Regions from separate parts of the Homo sapiens genome. Here region 2 is linked to region 1. Evidence: chromatin contacts called from ENCODE Hi-C data. All regions are on one chromosome and are shown on one strand. Each heading gives the region's core, a stretch centred on a gene start or an enhancer-like site at or near the end of the contact. The rest is flanking DNA. Distances are from core to core; before and after follow the strand shown.

The links. A loop is a pair of places that touch in the nucleus more often than their neighbours do. Pooled maps may share reads with other maps.
Region 2: a map of sigmoid colon shows a loop between it and region 1 (2.9-fold over the local background). The contact joins the promoter of PARM1 here to the promoter of BTC in region 1. A Hi-C loop is called at or near these places in 1 of 168 maps with a recorded cell type or tissue (sigmoid colon) and 4 of 50 pooled maps.

Annotation. Positions count from the first base shown.
Region 1 is chr4:74,792,707-74,795,882 of GRCh38, forward strand. It overlaps BTC (betacellulin), which reads right to left and starts at 1,817. Exons shown (of 6, transcript NM_001729.4): 1 at 1,556-1,817. The coding sequence starts at 1,619.
Region 2 is chr4:74,931,483-74,934,501 of GRCh38, forward strand. It overlaps PARM1 (prostate androgen-regulated mucin-like protein 1), which reads left to right and starts at 1,634. Exons shown (of 4, transcript NM_015393.4): 1 at 1,634-1,888. The coding sequence starts at 1,846. RefSeq lists silencers at 1,468-1,777, 2,358-2,407 and an enhancer at 2,518-2,567.

The sequences.
Region 1 (3,176 bases), core at 567-3,066:
AAATGCTTTTTCCCTTGTCTCTGTTCCCTCTTTCCTCTCTACTATTGCAAACTCTACCCAAGCCTCAAGGCACGCATTCGTGTCCTCCATTCAGCCTTTCCCCACTATTCCAGCCCCCGCTGTTGAGCTCTTTCTCCCTTTTCTGATTCCGTGAATTTTTCCACAGGTTACCCTGCTGGGCTTGCATATCCAAATTCAGTGCAAGTTCTAGGGCAGGAATCATGTTTTATTTTAGGAATCTCATGAGCCCTTTCCCCACCTCCATTGCTACATACCTCAGCACCTTGCTGACTACGACAGATTCTCAGGGAATACTTTGACTGTTGGATAGTTTAGACACGGTGGAGGAAGAGAATGTCAGCTACTTGCAAGCAATGCTGGCAAAAGCATCAGTACTATTTCTAGGGTTAAGTCTCAACCCCATTGCTCTTCTTCATGAATGTACACATTCACTCTACCACTAAATTGTTACTGACTCCTTCCTCTTCAGCGTTTGTTAAATAAGTTTATTTTCTCTAACCTTGGTCCTAAGTCTGATCCACCTCCAAGCAAGTTCACTGTACCTTTTTAGCCACCTCTCTTACTCCAAGGACACAGTCAAATGAAAGTTTTCATTTAGGCTCCCCCTCTCTTTCCTCAATAAGAGGAATTCCCATTCTTTTTCATTTGTGGTGTCCCCTTCCCAGGCTTGAAGGTAGGAGTGATATCGTGGTGACACTTCAGCTGTGGAGACTCTCCTCCTACCACATAAATGCTCCAAACCCAGATGTGTCTACAGCCCAGCTAAGATTAGAAAATGTTACTGGTTTCCCTTCCCTTCTCTGCCCCGCAAAATGACCATGATGCAGAGAGCAAGCTTTGAAGAGTTGGGATTTTTTCCTACTTAGAAGCCTTCTCACTACCTTCCCTCGGTGGAGGGGAAGGGGAAGCCTGCTTCCAGCCACATCTGAAGTTCCAGCTCTGCTTTGTGAGTTCTGACTCCTAAGGAGGCAGGAGAGACCCTCTGGAGGGCTCTAGGCATCCTGCTACTCCTCCTCCCGCTGGCACTCTTCCCTAACGCCAGGTGATCACACCTTCAGTCAAAGAGTTCCCGTTCTTCTGCCTCCTGCAGGATATGCTTCTTGGTCTATACTACCACGTGAGCTTCTTTAGTGGGTTTCCCTGCTCGCCCCTGCCCCCACCCCCCGACCCTCACTTGCGAGCACAGCGCCTCACCCCGGTGGACAGCCCGCCGGCGCCGCCAGGCCCTCTGCTGTGCGCACAAGTCAGCAGCTGGCGGCCTGCTCGCAGCACTGGCAGCGAGGACCTCGGAATCGCTTCCGCCCTCGGGCCTTCTCACGCGTCTAGGGACTGCCTCCAGCAGGTGCAGCCCCAGGTGCCCAATTGCCAGATCTTTAACCTCGCGCTCTCCCAGCCTTCAAAGTTCTCCAACCCGCGCCTGCCAGCCCCAGCGCGCCCTCTTGTCCAGATGCCAGCTCGGTTCAGGGTTCGCCCTCCCCGCGACTCCAGCCCCAGACTTTCCTCCTGGTTTCCAGTGCCCAGCACGGCCACTTACCCAGGGCAAGGGCCAGGAGCAGTGGCAGGGAGCTGGCGCCGCTGCACCGGGCGGCCCGGTCCATCAACCCCGCTCTGCCGGGCCGGGCAGCCCCTAGACAAGTCTCCCTCCTTCTTCGCCCCCTTCCCGGGCCTCGGGCGCCTGAGAGGGTGCCTGGAAACTAATCCCGGAGGCAGAAGGAAACGAAACTACTTCCCAGGCTGGCACCCTGGCTACAAGGCAGGGAAACACCCAGGGCGGGAGGCCGGCCGGCTCCGTGAATGTCGCCGGGAGGAGGGAGCCTCCTATTTATCCCCCCTCCTCCTGCACACACCCCGCCAAAGAGGCGCAGGACTTGGTCCTGGGAGCCTCCACGCTGCTCCCACCCAAATTGCCCCACACCCATACCCACACCCAGGGACATATTCGGGCTGCCCTCGGACCAGCTCACCACTCCCCCTGCTGGGTCTCACCTGACTGACTGTTCATTTCCCTACCCCCTAGGGCGTAAACAAGGTAGGGAGGGAGATGTAAAGAATCCGCGTGGAGGGGTGTCGGGGGTTCCGGTCGGGCCTGCAGGCTGACCTAAACTCCTGGAAGCCACCGAGGAAGAGTCAGAGACCCAAACGTGTTCTGGAATTCTAACTTCCTTTATTTCAGAGGATTGCTAGTGTCATGGAGAAACCAGACTCACCATTCATTGTGGTTGACTTCAGGCATTTGATAATGCAGGCAATTTCAAAAGAGTCATTGTTGCCTTTTAAAGTCTTGAAGCCATAGCGAAACCTCGTCTCTACAAAAAATACAAAAGTAAATTAATAGCCGGGTATGGTGGTGTGCACCTGCAGTCCCATCCATTCCCTGAGGCTGAGGTGGGGAGGATCGCTTAAGCTTGGGAGATGGAGCCTTCAATGAGCCTAGATCGAGCCACTTCACTCCAGCCAAGGCGCAAGAGTGAGACACTGTTTCAAAACAACGACAACAACAACAACAACATCAGCAACAAAAAAAAAAAAAAAAAAAAAGAAAAGAAATGAAAAAAGTCTTCAAGCTAGTGTCTTAGTTTCTGGGTGCATTGTCTTCTAATAATTCATAAAATTGGGGCTCACCAGGACCTACTTTAGAAATTTCATTTGTATTTCTGTTTATGAATTTACTCATGTATTCAGTATATTTTCATTTACTTGCATTAAGCAATTTCTGGAACAGAAAGACATCCTCACAGCTTTTAGAGAAAGCAAGCAGCATCCAATTTTACCTTATGTGGTTATATATTGCCTCCAAGATAACCAAAAGATACAGCTGCTTTTGTACTGGTCTGTGTTCCTCATATAAGATTTATGTGGATAATTATGCCCCTCAGTACAGAAATTTTATTTCTATAGCATCCAAAAGTCATGTAAGCCTTATTTTACATATGAAATGTAGTTTGGGTGTCTGCCTCTTCCTCCTCATCCTACTGTTTAAGTTAAGTAAATTGTTGTGCACTTGTCTCCCACGAATAACATTTCATTTCAAAACTAAATTATTTTACTGCCCCAGGCAACTGATATATCCGGTGGAATAAAAATCAGCTCTTAATTTTCAGAATCCCATTCTAGTCCCACATGACAGCTCATAAAACATTGGTAGAGAGGGCAGG
Region 2 (3,019 bases), core at 384-2,883, 140 kb after region 1:
CCCTATTTAAAGGGGCTAATGCCTGATAGAATGTCGCTGCATAACTCCATCTGTGTGTGGTCCCTGCATCCATGACAACCAAAACCCAGATGCAGAAATTGTTCCTAATCACATAGATTACCCTAGAAACCGGAAGGGCCTTGAAGTCAAAAGCATTCAGAGAACATGCTGAACAAATTGAATTTGCAGTTTATCTGGCCAGGGAGGATGGAGAGGGGATGGGCACTTGGTCTGAGTATTTTTTGTTTCTCATTCCAACAGAAATTACTAGATTTACCAAAACAAAGAGAAAAAAATATGATCCAAATTTAATCTGGTTGTGGAAGTGTGAGCAAAATCTACAAGTGGTAGTGTGATAGAGTCAGGCAGAGGAATTGACCATAGATAAGGTGCTCAGGACTCCTAGAGTCAGCTTCTGGTATGTGAGAAAGAAGTGAGAACAGAGCCCATGGCATATGAAGAAGATATTACAGAAAAAAGAAAGCTGCCTTCCACGCAAATCATTTCTTTACAAAGGCTTGTTAACTCCTGCAGTGCCCCAGCTCTAGTGACTAGGGGACCAATAGGTTCATTAATAACAGAATTGGGAGAGAACCTGGCATCTGCTTTGATCGAAGTGTGAGAATTAAGCAAGCCTAAAGTGTAGCAAGAGCAGGGAGGGAACTGAATGAAAGGTCAGTTCTAATCTGTAGGCTTTGGAGAAGCTTTGGGCTCTTGAGAGGGAGTAGAGTACAGAGGCTGAGCGGGGTGCCTGGGCAGGCATCTTATCATTACTTGCGAGTTGTGTGAACTCGGGCAAGTTAAACTTCTCTGTGCTTCTACTTTCTCCCCTGAAAACGAGGATATAATCTCCAAGGATTGTTGTGAGAACTAAATGACTTGGTTGATTCCTGAACAGCACGTTGTCCAGTGCCTAGCACATAGCAATCACTCAGGAAACGTCAGCCTTTATTATGGGCCTAGTGCACAAACTATTCTTACCAGTTATGCGACCTTGAGAACATTGTCTTCTCTGTGCCTTCATTTTCTCACCTGTAAAATGGAATAATAATAATTCTTAGAAGGATTCATGAAACAACGCCTAGTAGGGTGTCTGGCTTAGTTATCCCCCCGACAGTATTTTCTTCTAGTAAGAAGCTGAATGCAGCGGCAGACATCCTGGTTCGGGCCCCAGGAAGCTCAGCCGGGTTTAATGTGGATGAGGGTTTAATGATGTACACGCAGAAGTGTTTTGACAAATGAAGAAGGTCCTCATTCTTGGAACATGTGCCGGTTCTCCGAGGGAACTCCTAAAATGGCATAAGGTCACCTTTTTAAAGGCTGTAAGCTCATGTAGGAAAAGCTGAGCTAGATTCCTAAGGGCAGAGATGTGCTCACATTTCTTTGCATCCCTAGTTCCCAGCACAGTGCAAGGCGCTGCAAACATTTGCTGAACCCAGGGTCTCGTGTCTTGACTGTCCAGCAGAGGCCGCTCTGGGCCGGGGCTCTCGGGACCTGAGGGCTGAGAGAAGGAAGGCCAGGGGGTGGCCCAGTCATCGCCGCGGGGCCCGGGTGGGAGGGGTTTGGCAGCGGCAGGCGCGGCGGCGGCGGCGGAGGCGGAGGCGGCCCCGGGCTCGGGCGGCTGGGATGGAGCAGAAGAGCGCGGAGCACCGGAGGGCACGCAGCTGACGGAGCTGCGCTGCGTTCGCCTCGTTTGCCTCGCGCCCTCCACTGGAGCTGTTCGCGCCTCCCGGCTCCCACCGCAGCCCACCCGGCAGAGGAGTCGCTACCAGCGCCCAGTGCGCTCTGTCAGTCCGCAAACTCCTTGCCGCCCGCCCCGGGCTGGGCACCAAATACCAGGCTACCATGGTCTACAAGACTCTCTTCGCTCTTTGCATCTTAACTGCAGGTAATTGGCGCCATCCTCCCGGAAGGGCAGGTCGCGGGGTGGGCCCCAGTAGCTAGCGCGTGGTCGGGGCTGAAGCTAGGAGATCCGGCAGTGAGTCGCCGCGCGCCTCCGGGTGAGTGCGCAGGTGTGTGCGCACTTAGATTTGGGGTGACGTGCACCTTTGGCGGTCCCGAACCGTACTGAGGGAGGGGACGATGGGGTCCTTCCTGCCGCAGCCCGCGCCCGCACAAACTCCAGCTTTGTAGAACAGGTGGCTGTCTTAGCTGCGTGTTCGAACCCAGAGTGGGCAACACGGACTGCGCCTCAAGGCTTCTCTTTCTTCACCAGGGTTTCGGAGCGCACTCTGCCAAAGTACGGGACCAGACTTCTTGTTGCCGTTGGGCCCTGGAAGGGATGAAAAAGCCGGGGAAGTGGGGGTGGGAGGTTCGCATCTGGGAAGGCTTCAGCAGCGGCTGCGCGCCTGGCGGGGCTGGTTTGCTTTCTCGAGTCTTGGCGGTCTCTGATCTCCGGCGTCCCTTCCTAGTTATGCTTAGGATGATGTGGCACTAACAGCAGCGGCCCGGCCTTGGTCAGGCTCGCAATCGTCACTGGGGGTAGCAAGGCTACCTTCTGCCCCAGAACTCCCCAAAAACGTATCCCATAGAAGAAACTATTAACTTGGCTAAACTAGCATCCTCTCCCCTCCCCCTGCACCACCTCTGAAAGGCTTCGTAGGAGCCACTCTCGGGTTTCGGGACCACAGACGGCGACGACCTCTGGCAGCGGGGATGGGGAAGAGGGGAGCCAGATGACTGAGCTCGGCTTGGCGGGGACCGGGGAGAGATTCAGAAAGACGCTTTGAATCTAGAGTTCAGGTACCTATTTTTTCCAGAAAACGTCTCCCGAAAAGGGACAACTGGCTGTGGATATGGTGCTGCTGGGAAAAGTAGCCCGACTGCGCGGCCACTGGCATTTTCAGTTTAAATGTGACCCAAAGTCACATAGCGCAAACCGATTCTACTCGTGCTTTAGTCTGTATATCCTCCCTCTGAGTTCGTCGGGTTCCTACAGTTGTGGACACGAGTCGTCGCAATCCCTTGAAAAGAAGCTAGCGGTTTTCAGGCAGCTCACAGTGGGTAATGCAGTTATAAG